Linked DNA regions of Homo sapiens: region 1 is linked to region 2. The links are chromatin contacts, found by Hi-C or POLR2A ChIA-PET in ENCODE. All regions are on one chromosome and are shown on one strand. Each heading gives the region's core, a stretch centred on a gene start or an enhancer-like site at or near the end of the contact. The rest is flanking DNA. Distances are from core to core; before and after follow the strand shown. Region 1 holds the start of BUB3 (BUB3 mitotic checkpoint protein). Region 2 overlaps FAM24B (family with sequence similarity 24 member B).

What was found. Hi-C counts contacts between places; a loop is a spot of excess contacts on that map. ChIA-PET counts read pairs that join two places held with the same protein, here RNA polymerase II (POLR2A). Pooled maps may share reads with other maps.
Region 1: a loop to region 2 is called in a map of endothelial cell of umbilical vein, with 4 times the contacts of the local background. The contact joins the promoter of BUB3 here to the enhancer-like site in region 2. A Hi-C loop is called at or near these places in 2 of 168 maps with a recorded cell type or tissue (IMR-90 and endothelial cell of umbilical vein) and 2 of 50 pooled maps. POLR2A ChIA-PET finds 5 or more read pairs at or near these places in 1 of 52 experiments (activated CD4-positive, alpha-beta T cell).

What each region holds. Positions count from the first base shown.
Region 1 is chr10:123,150,197-123,155,908 of GRCh38, forward strand. BUB3 (BUB3 mitotic checkpoint protein) reads left to right here and starts at 4,206. Exons shown (of 8, transcript NM_004725.4): 1 at 4,206-4,289; 2 at 4,722-4,916; 3 at 5,462-5,531. The coding sequence starts at 4,722. HMX2 (H6 family homeobox 2) reads left to right here. Exons shown (of 2, transcript NM_005519.2): 2 at 1-476. RefSeq lists a silencer at 1-51, enhancers at 566-635, 3,877-4,171, 3,891-4,060, 3,897-4,056, 4,787-4,856 and 2 more and a cis regulatory region at 3,976.
Region 2 is chr10:122,849,133-122,854,437 of GRCh38, forward strand. It overlaps FAM24B (family with sequence similarity 24 member B), which reads right to left. Exons shown (of 4, transcript NM_152644.3): 3 at 1,292-1,418; 4 at 1-307. The coding sequence starts at 1,383. The coding sequence ends at 115. All of the region lies in intron 2 of FAM24B-CUZD1 (FAM24B-CUZD1 readthrough), which reads right to left. Among named protein-coding and RNA genes, the nearest start is that of CUZD1, 5.9 kb to the left of the region's middle. Within about 2 kb of position 1,744, at least 4 of the 41 ENCODE cell types and tissues checked have a DNase peak (open chromatin) inside an H3K27ac peak, as active enhancers do; they include endothelial cell of umbilical vein, where a contact is called at or near this core.

The DNA of each region.
Region 1 (5,712 bases), core at 2,956-5,455, 300 kb after region 2:
GAGCAAGGCGGCGTGTTTCCAGAAATATGAAGAAATACACCATGTGTATTCATTAGCTCTTATTTATGGTCTCTGCCCTACTTTTTGTTTTGATTGTTTCGGGTATTTATTGGCATTCCCTAAGTCAGAGAGCCTGCTTCCTACCTAGACCGAACCAGTACGCTTTGAAAACCATTCGGAGTGAGATGTTCTCGGGTGGTGGTGGGAAAGGGAGTTTTGGCCAGACAGGCTGTGGTTGGTAGGGAAAAAAATCAGGAAAACACCTACAAAACCAGGTACACTCCTCCCCCATATATACACCTGTATATATGTACATGCATACACGCTCGGCCAAGCCAGGCCCTCAGAGGCTTTGGACAATTACTAAATTGCTTCTTTTCGTTTCCCTCATCCCGAGGATGGTAGGGACGAAAAGGGGAGAGTTCAGATCTGTAAATATTTTTAAAAAGAAAAAAAAATAAAACATTTTAAACATCTTTGCTAACTTTGGTGGGCTTGGTTACCCGGCATGATAACGCACGGAAGGTTTTCAGGTTTTTCGGTGGAAAGACTTGCATGCGTCTGTCTGTGGAAGTTTGGCTCGCTCCACGTGGAGGGTGGGACCGGGGTCAGGGGTTAAAGGTCGGGACCTTGGCGCCGCCCAGACTGCACGTGGCTGGAGCTGCCCGCCCACTCTCCCTCCTAACGCCCAGAATCGTCGCGCGGGCTGGGGCGCACCCCGGCTGGAATCCAGCTCAAGAGTCCGCGCGGAGAAAGACAAAGACTGGGAGGCAGGCCTCGCCATTTAAGCGATTGCCTTCTGGGAACAAGCGAGCTGGGTGCCCAGCGGCATATTCCCGGCACTGGGCTCGCCTTGAGCTTGGCCACAGCAGCTCCCGCTATGACATGCCCTGTGCCGCGCACTTCCTCTCCAGGGGTATAAAGCAGGCGATGGCGCTGCTTGTACCTAGTAAAGCCTCCACTTTGCTCGCCGCGAGCTTGGCGCGACCAGCTTGTCGCTGCGCCCAGCTACCCGGCCGGTGGCAGAGTTATGTGTCTCGCGCGGAGAGGGAACTGGGCGCGGTGAGGCAGTTCTGCGGCTCAGGAGAGATCCGAGGCCCGGGACCAGGCAAAGAAGGTGAGGGAGGCAAAGGCGCTTCCCTACACTCTTTTGTTGTTAATAGTTTGCATTGGTTCAGCGTGTGGCTGGATCACCGGCTAGCACGCGGCCGCTTGCTCTGAATGGAACCTTGACGCGCGGCGGGGGCGCCCACGGACTTCCTCGCCCTGACACCTGCGGCCGCGCAGGGGCTGGGAGGGCGCTGCACCGAGAGAATAGCCGCGGGAGTATCATGCAAATTGCAGATTCTCGCTCCCAATAGATTGCAGCCACCTGTTCTTGGCAAAACCTCGGAAAAGGAAGCCTGAGCTTGGAGGAAGCCGGTGGTTCAGCACCACCTGGGGCGAGCTCCTCCGGCCTCTGGCTGGGCAGAGCGGATGCAAAGGAGCCTGGAGTCCGCAGCGCTGAGGCCCTATCTCATCCGCTAGAAGGAAAACATTTGCGTGTGAGAGTTGACTCTGAGCTGCAAGGCATCGAAATCATCTACATTTTGTGAATATATACAGGATATCTGTAAACATCTATGTGACTCGCAGTATTTTTTGTAAACTGGCCAAACATATTCTATCTCATGTTGTCCATTTTGAGATCATGTTTTTTCTTCTCACATTAGATTTCATAAAAATCACAATCTATTCCAGGGTGATGTCAGAAGGATGTTACCCAAGAACACATCTGCCGACACTAGCTTAGTTCAATTACATTTATTTCAACTGAGCTTACATCAGTAAATATTTACTGGGCCCTAGTACATGCTGAGAAACTATGCTATTGGGTAGTCAGATAAAAGAGACAGTGGATTCGTTTTCTTGTGATTTATCGTATACATATACTTCGTTTCAATGAAATTCTTTTGCTTCAGATGACCCTTTTGAAATTTTTTCTAATGTTCTTGGAATATTCCACGAAAAAACCAAACTGCGTCCAAAGAACTGCTTCTATAGGAATATTCCATCCATATCATTTTTGTTTGCATTTCAATAGATTACAGTTTTTACAAGAGATCATGGTTTTAACAGTATTGGGTCACTGTATCCTCTGTAGGTTTCCCTTATAGGAAGTGGTTTCTTATAGCCATTTCAGTCACTTAATGACAGTGATTTGTGCCCTTAAAATTTTAGGGAATGATCCTTTTCCAGTTTGTCATGATGTGTATATTTCATTCTTTTTACTAATCCAGAAACTAGCTGTCAACCGTGATCCAACAGTATAATTAGTTCTTAGGAATTCCTCTCTCACAGGTAACTAGGTTTTACACACACACACACACACACACACACACACACACACACACACAACTTTGCATTTGGATTTAAATGTTCAGGACTCCATTGTTGCCAGATTTCCTGTCTCAAGACTATCAATTCATTTGAATAATCAGCAAAATCATCAGCCTCCTTTCAGCCTCTAAACTGGATTTAAAAGATTGACGTTTCTTAAAACTCAAATCGAGTCGGGCTGCAACTGCATGCCCAGAGGGACCTGAATCATACACACACTGGATAATGAAATACACTTAGATTTTATTAGTGGGTAATTCATGCTCAGAATCTTGGAACAATAATATAATTAAATAAACAACTGGGAGAAGGAACCAGATAAGTCAGGAGGTAAAATTATTTAGCTAAAGTTAGAATGGAAGTAAGGAACTGCATTTCAAAATTTTGAATTCAGCCATTAACTTGTGGAAAGAGAAGAGATAGAGAACCAAGTACCAGGACTGGCAAGGAAGGAGGGCAAGAGTCTTTCAGCAGTAATGTCATCAATGCAGTAGGCAGAAAGGTTGTTGTTGTATGTGTGTTTCTTGTGTCAGGAATCACAGAAAGAGGTGCATCCAATTCAGGGTGTGTGAATGCATAAAGATCATCAACACTTTCTCATTAATGTCCCTTAAAAGTTAATCACTTTAACCCCACAATTTTCTCTCACTTCACACAAAATCAAATAAAACGATATATATTTTTCTTTTACAAAAGGCAGTGAAAAAGCGGTTAAAGCATGGATTAAATTGAAATTTTTCAGTGAGCCTTTGACATTCAAGAATAACTCAGTCACTTCATTCTACTGATTAAGTATTGCTTTTCTTTCATGGAGATAAAATAATTTCTCATACTCAAGCAACCTTCTTGATCCTCATTTCTAGAGGATTCTAGAAAACAGCAAATGGAGCACACTGAGCCTGCAACTTTGGGGAGTGGCAGGACAGAGTGGAAGGGGAGAGGCTTGTAGCTGTCGTTTCAGGACCCTTCAAAAAAGAGCTCTAAAAGAAGTGGTGGGAGCTTTAACACATTGCAGAGTACTGTCTCCCAGGCTGTTCACCCTTCTGAAGGGGGGTTCCTGAAGGGCAAAGGCTGGTCTGATTACATGCATCTTTCCAGAGCCTCTCACCAGGCCTGGCGCCAGTGGAGGCTCAATAAATGTTTGTGGAAAGATGGGGTGGAGAGATAAAGCATAATATAAATATGAATGGGTTTCTTCAGCAGAACTTGAGACAATGGGAAATGGGAGACCCTGGTTTATAGGTGGAAATTCCCAAGAAATGAGAAAAAAAAAATCAAGGCAAAATAATGCAGTTGATAGAGCAAATATTTCCTCCTCTACATCAACTTTTGGTTAGCTTCACGGGCGTGTGCACGCCCAGGGATAGGGAGACAACTTTAGGACTATATAAGTATTGCCCAAAATGGGATTCTTGTGTTTCAGAGACTAACTTCAAGGGGAGGGCGCCATGGACAGAGCTGTAAAGATCTTTCCCGCTTTCTATGAAGAGGGCGGGCAGAGCGTCAGCCCCTAGAAAACTACATTTCCCAGAATGCCATACGCAGGCGGGAGAGGGCATGAACAGAGCCTTGGCGCGATGCTCCTTGGGAGGTGTAGTTTCCACGCGTCCAGCTCGAACGCTGATGCCCCAGCGCGGTGGTAAAATGAGCCCACGTGATCGGAAAAGCAGCGGTTTCCCTTTGAGCCGGAACAGGATGACTGGGTTGACCGATGCTGGGCAGCTGAGCGGACCAATCGGCCCCCTAGACTGAGACGTTGGCGTTTGAAATCAGCCAATGGCAGGTCTACACTGGAGCTTCCTCTCCGCCTCCTTCGCCTAGCCTGCGAGTGTTCTGAGGGAAGCAAGGAGGCGGCGGCGGCCGCAGCGAGTGGCGAGTAGTGGAAACGTTGCTTCTGAGGGGAGCCCAAGGTAGGGAGGCGAGGCGACGGTGTGCGGGAGCGGGCTCTCCAGGGACTTCCCGGGTCCGCAACTGGCAGGGCCGTTCGATTCGCAGGGGATCCCGTTTCGTTTCTGTTGTTTTCCCTTTATTTTTAGGAGTGCCCGGGGCGACGGGACCCCGGGAGAGGGGAAAGGGAACAGTCTGGGGTCCGGGCATCGCTGTGGGCCGGGCTGGGTTTAGGGGGACGGCGGTGCGGGCTGGGCCGGTTTGGGCGCGGCGGGGGCCGGATGATGGGGCGAGTCCGGACCTTGGCGGGCGAGTGCTCGGCGCAGGCGCAAGCGCAGAGTCTCCTCGCGGTCGTCCTCTCGGCCCCTCCCTCTGGGGGGACCCCCAGTGCCAGGCTGTCAGTGCGCAGCCCCAGCCCGCGGGACCCCTGGGGACTCTGGGCGCCTGTTCTGCAGATGACCGGTTCTAACGAGTTCAAGCTGAACCAGCCACCCGAGGATGGCATCTCCTCCGTGAAGTTCAGCCCCAACACCTCCCAGTTCCTGCTTGTCTCCTCCTGGGACACGTCCGTGCGTCTCTACGATGTGCCGGCCAACTCCATGCGGCTCAAGTACCAGCACACCGGCGCCGTCCTGGACTGCGCCTTCTACGTAGGTGCCCTCCCGCCCTGCTCCTGCCCTCTTACTGTGTTAACGATTCTCCACGTGAGGAGCGTTTCTTTTCCAGTGTTGGGTAGAGGCGTCTGTCGGTGGGGTTATTTGGACAGTTCTTTAGCTTTTCAGGAGCATCTGCCTTGAACCTGTACCGTTTTGGGTTGGAGACATGCAGACATTGGAAACTCCGTCTCCCCTTTTCTGTTACACGCTTGTGGAGTAACTCTAAACTTTCTGAAAATACGATCATTATATTTGCAACAATACTGTTTTGGCTGCCGTATTGAAAGGAACCGTTTAGGGGAAATGTATGTTTACCCTCAGCTAGCGTGTTGGCTAGGATAAAGCAGCCCTCCTTTAATTTCCAGACACAGGAGTTTAGTGACCACTTGCTTTTTTATGCTGTTTTTTGGTTTGTTTACCATGAATAGTTGAGCCCAGTGCATATCCCGAGCATAAACTGAACACTTGCTTGTAGAAATAAGAATGTTGAAACCCTTTCAAAAGTTCTAGTTTTTAAACGGTTCAAAACTATTTTATAGGATCCAACGCATGCCTGGAGTGGAGGACTAGATCATCAATTGAAAATGCATGATTTGAACACTGATCAAGGTAATGTGACCATATCTTTACCAGTTTGTTTTCTTGGCTAGTGTTCTTAAGTATAAATGTTTATGTAGGAAGAGTGGTTCCTAAATTGCTTAGTTACTAAGTTGCTTAAGTACAGGTGGCTTGAATTTAGGATTTTTTTAATTTAAATGATAACCATTAAGTTACTGATTACAGAATATTA
Region 2 (5,305 bases), core at 494-2,993:
ACAACACTGTAAATTATATAATCTCACATAAAAACACTAGAACTTGATTTGAATAACAAAACAATCTACTAAGAAGTATTGCTCATGAAGATTTTTGTGCCCACCTTTCCTAACTCAGAGGCCCTCATTTATGTCGCAACAGCAAGGTGGCAGGGAATCAAAACTGGCACACATTCTATATCCTTCACAGCACTGCAGGGCAGGACAAGACTCCGTGGCAATGGTTTTGGCCTGGCTGTTCTTGGCCCACCACACCTTGTCTGGGTTGTGATTTTTTACAGCCACAGCTTCAGGTTCCTTTGCAGCTCTTGAGAAAAGACACACACAAAGCACAGGCTTAGAATTTTTCTTCTCAGCCCTTTTGTTAGAACTGTTGGGGGGTATCTGGGGAGTTTAGTGCTGAAGCCAGTCAAACATGAACACCAGCCCTACATTAAAGCTCTCTCCCCCATCCCAAGTTCCTCTCGAATCCTTTCCTCTTCTATGATTGCTATAAATGTAAACTGAGGTTACAAAAGCAAGAGTGAGTGATTTTGCAAGCAAGGTCACCCAACTGGTCACTGCAGGCCCCCGAGATGCAGGAATGATGGGAAGGTGCTGCATTTGGCTGTGTCCCAGGCTCCGGGATGTGCCATTGTGAACTCCTTAGAATGGGGACACAATTGCATCTGACAACCAATCTCTCTGGTACTTAAAGGGTCTTCTCCCCAAAATGCAATCTTATCTGACCTACCCTCCCTTGTCCACTGTTCCCCAGGTTTTTCACACGGTTCAGCTGTCCCTGAGATCTAGAGCCCCAGTCATTTTCCCCAAGGCCTCCAGAAACAAATGGAGGAATATCCTGAGAGCTCCCAATTCAGGCAAGAAGAGATCAATCCAGCCCGTCCTCCACATGAGCACAAGGCAGAGCTCGTTCATGCAGCCTCCCCCACAGAATCTGCAGCCTACAGTGCCCAGGACAGAGGGAGTCTTGGCCAAGGTGCTGAATTAAACACCTGATGGTAAACTTAGTGAGGTCCAGTGACAGCCAAGCAGCGCTGACACTCACAGGCCAAAGCTGAGAACATTCTACCAACCCCAGCCAGGAAGAAAAAAAATAAGATTCTACACTCAGCTGTCTTTGCTTTTACAAAGCTGCCTGTTCTTCTTGACTTCACCCAGGGTATGGCCACAGCAGCAAGGAATGACCTTGCTCCAACAGGAAGCCCAGGTATCCCACTGAGGAAGTGCTATCCCCTTTTCCCCATGTGACTCACTTTAGTACGTTGTTTATTTTGAACTTGTGACTCACTTTAGCGCGTTGTGTATTTTGAAGTAAAGACAGAGCACGACAACTATCAGCAGGAGCAAGGCCGCCAGGATACCACCAGCGATGACAGGCATAATCACTGTATGGAGGTCAAAAGACTTCGATGTACCTAGGCAGATAAGTGCAAGCAAGCACTGAGCCCACGTGGTCTCCCTCCCCACACAACCACTAAGCAATGCCAATGTCAGGGGAGGAAGAAGAAACCCCAAACACAGATCCTTATGTGTGTAAAACACAAATGTCTTCCCAGGGCGGCCTAGGATCCCAAGCTGGCCCAGAGATGGAAAAAAAGAAATAAAAAAAGTCAGTTTGTCAATGAAAAGGAATGGAAATGCAAAGTCCAGAGAGAAGGCTATCAGAAGGACAAACAGTGGGAAGAATCTTTCCCTTTCACAGGTGTGATATGCGGCTGGAAATAACAAGCAGGCCTGCAGTGGAGCTGATGGCGTCACTCCCCAGCACCTGGGCCTCCTGAGCTATACTCATTTTCAGAGTCAGAAATGACCCCCCACTGGATATCAGGCTCAAAGCTCTTCTGTGGAAATGACTGTTTCCAAATGTTACTGTCCCAACAATACTGAGAATATGCAAATCCATTTTGTAAATGATGCATGTTTTAGGAAAAGAACTTTACAATTCTTCCTCTGACAACTGGCATTTTTCCTCCTAAATCTTAAATTCTCCCAAGAAATCCAATTTGAGATAATAAATTAGTTTAACTTTCTGAAACTGGGAAAAAGTGAGTCAGGGGAGAAGAATAAACAATCTGATTGCCAAAGCATACTTACCACCTTCTAACTCCTCATGGCTGGATGAAAGCCAACAGTAAAAAAAAATTACAATCAAAGTAAACTTTAGGGAACAGGACATCTCATCACGAATTTCTCAAACCTTTAATTTGAGAAAGAAAATTCTAATGATTAACATCCAAAGTTGAAGAGCTTGCTTTTAGAAGCAGTCTTCCAGCAGAGCTAGCAGAATGGATATCCACAATCTAGTTCCAACTTCTGTGCCAATCAGGACACACGCTGTGTGACATCAACGCTCTGGACACCAGCTCTCTTTCATGGAGTTCTGAATTCCATTCCACTTCCAGATATATTTTAGCACCAATGGAAGTAGATATGCCTAAATACTCTCTTAAGCCATGGAATACTCAATCTCCCCTTTTCAGGCTTTGTTTCCCTCAGAGAAAAGTTTTAGTTAAGAGTCTGATTCCCAGAGATGCTATGTTATATTATTTTAAATGTCCAGTTTTCAAAAAAGCCTATAAGAAAGTATGGCCCATAAAGGAGTGGGGGAGCAATAAATAAAAACTGTTTCTGGAAGAAGCCCAGACATTGGCCCTACTAGAAAATACTTTTAAAGTCTTTTAAATATGTTCAAAGGAATCCATGTCCAAAAAACTAAAGGAAAATATGAGAATAATGTCTCATCATAAAAAATACCAATAAAGATAAAAATTATCAAAATAACCAAATAGAAATTATGTCATTGGAAACTACAATAACTGAAATGAAAAATTCACTAGAAGGGCTTTCATAGCAGATTGGGATTGACAGAAGAATCAGTGAACTTGAAGATAGTTGAGATTATCCAAACTGCAATACAGAAAGAAAAAAAAATGGGTAAAAGTGAACACAGGACTTCTGGTTTCTGCACAAACATGTGAAGGGCTTGGGAGTCATCATTCCCATCCTCACAACAAGTAAAAAGCTGAATAAAGTGGCTGAATAAAAGCTGAATCAACAACTCTTAAGTCAACCAGAAAATTGAAGTCACAGGGCAAACAGCCACCCCCAAAACTAAAGAGAGAGGTGAATACAGAGAATCCCAGCTTAGGAGCAGAAGCCATTGCCAGAGCCAGCAACTGGTAAGAACACTTACATGGTAACTGATGTCTTCCTGGATGATGAATAGGGACTAGCGGAATATTTAAAAACTCCTGAGGGCCCAATTTTGTTTTGTTTTGTTTTGTTGGGTGGGGGCACACATTCATGAGTCATATCTCCAGGAACTCACCAGGTTCTTATAATGAAGACAACAGGAAAATTCCTTTCTGTTTTAGTCTCCACTGACACTGCAGTGGAGGTGGCCTTATTACCACTGCGAGATAATAAAAGTCATGAAATTTCACCAGGCCTCCTCTGATGCCACCCCAGAAGTTAAGTGGAAAGTTGCCCCATTATCTATTGAGTCAGAGAAGAAATCCAGACTCCCCAAGGGGTCTCCACTGATACCACAGGGGTCAGAGGTGAGTCTCTGCTCTTTATTCAGCCTTCTCTGACACCACCCTGGTGGAGGGGTGCTTTGGGACACTTCTTTACAGCTTGGTAACAGTAGACATCTAGGCTCTCTACTCAGTCTTCGCTGGTGGAGTTGGGATAGGGCCATAGCTTTTTCTATGGTGTTTGCCTAGAATGCAGAAGCTATTGTCTAAAAGTTTTCTGTCTTGTTGAGTTGCCCATTTCCTGGTCTTTTGGCCAGAAAAACCAGTTTCTTGGTGGGGCTCTTTTGTCTGAACCCATTGGTGTTTCCAAGTTGCTCACTTCTTCAGCTCCAAGTTTAGGAATCCGAGACAAAAAGCAAAACTTAGGGAACTCACTACCATGCTATTACTTTGATCCCAAGGTCCCTAGCTAGCCTTCCTTCTTCTCTCCACCTATTCAAGTCTTATGTTTGTTTTATATATAATGTCCATGGATTTTAGTTGTACTTAGGAAGAATAAGAAAAAGTATCTCTTCCCATAAGTGGAAGTCCCCTATATGGGAAATTTTTAAATCAGTCCTCTGCTTAAAAGCCACAGCCTCTGCACCAACCCTACACTTGCTCAATCCTGAAAATGAGTGTTTCCTTACATTTTGTACCCTGGGCCCTTCGCATGTGTTATCCAGCCCATATCTCAACATAACATCTTTCCAGCCTCATCTCCCTCTCCATTATCCCACACCCCATGTATTTTCATGCCTGTGACCTGGTTAGATGGCCCTCCCTGTCCCTCGCCTCCTCTATCTGCTGAAACACCAATCCTGCAAGACTTCAATAAAATGCCATGTCCTTATAAAACCTTCACTGATTTCCACCTCTCTCCCTCCCGTGTTAATTGCTCCTCTCCCTATGTATCCATGCCCTTTGTTTGTGCCTATATGGAAATTTGAATTGTTGACTAGGTGTAGTGGTTCATGCCTGTAATCCCAGCACTTTGGAAGGGTAGGGCAAGAGGATTGGATTGAGCTCAGGAGTTTGAGATCAGCCTTGGCAATATGGTGAGACCCCATCTCTACAAAAAATTTTAAAAATGAAAGTGAAAATAAATTAGCCAGGTGTGGTAGCAGATGTCTGTAGTCCCTACTTGGGTTCAGAGGGATATAACCCTAAATAAGCTTAGTCATCATTAAGGAGCTAGGCCCTGTGGACCCTCCCCATGGGGGTGACTACTTCATCTCTCGGTTTCCCTCTATTTCTGTGGTTACCTGATTGCTGTTTGATAGTCTGTGGGCTTGTGCATTTAAAGTTTGCTTTTTCAAGGTGTCTGTGAGCTCTGTGGGGGCAGGAGCTCTGCAACCCTAGGTATCAGAGAACCTAGAACCTATTAGGTGCTGGCACATGTTATGATCAATGACTGAAATCTGAATTTTGTCAGTCTGGTACTCACTTTTTCTGACTGAGCCTCTAAATTTAGACAGTGCAGTGACTCAGACATAGCAGTTAAACCCTGACCAATATTATTTCATTTATTAAAAAGAATGCATACTTTCTACATTGCTTGTAAGTCACCAACATTTAACTACTTCCAATGTGTTTTAGTAATATCTTTCTGAGTTGCAATGAAGGCAACCAGGAGGCAACAACTAAAACCTCTGTTTGAAAGATGAGGAAACTAAAGCTCAGAGAGTGGAAGTGACTCCCTTGGGTCACACAGCAAGTCACTGGCAGCAAAGAAACTAGGACCTAGTTCTATAATCCTTCCCTCCATCTCCTGCTTCCCAAGTCCA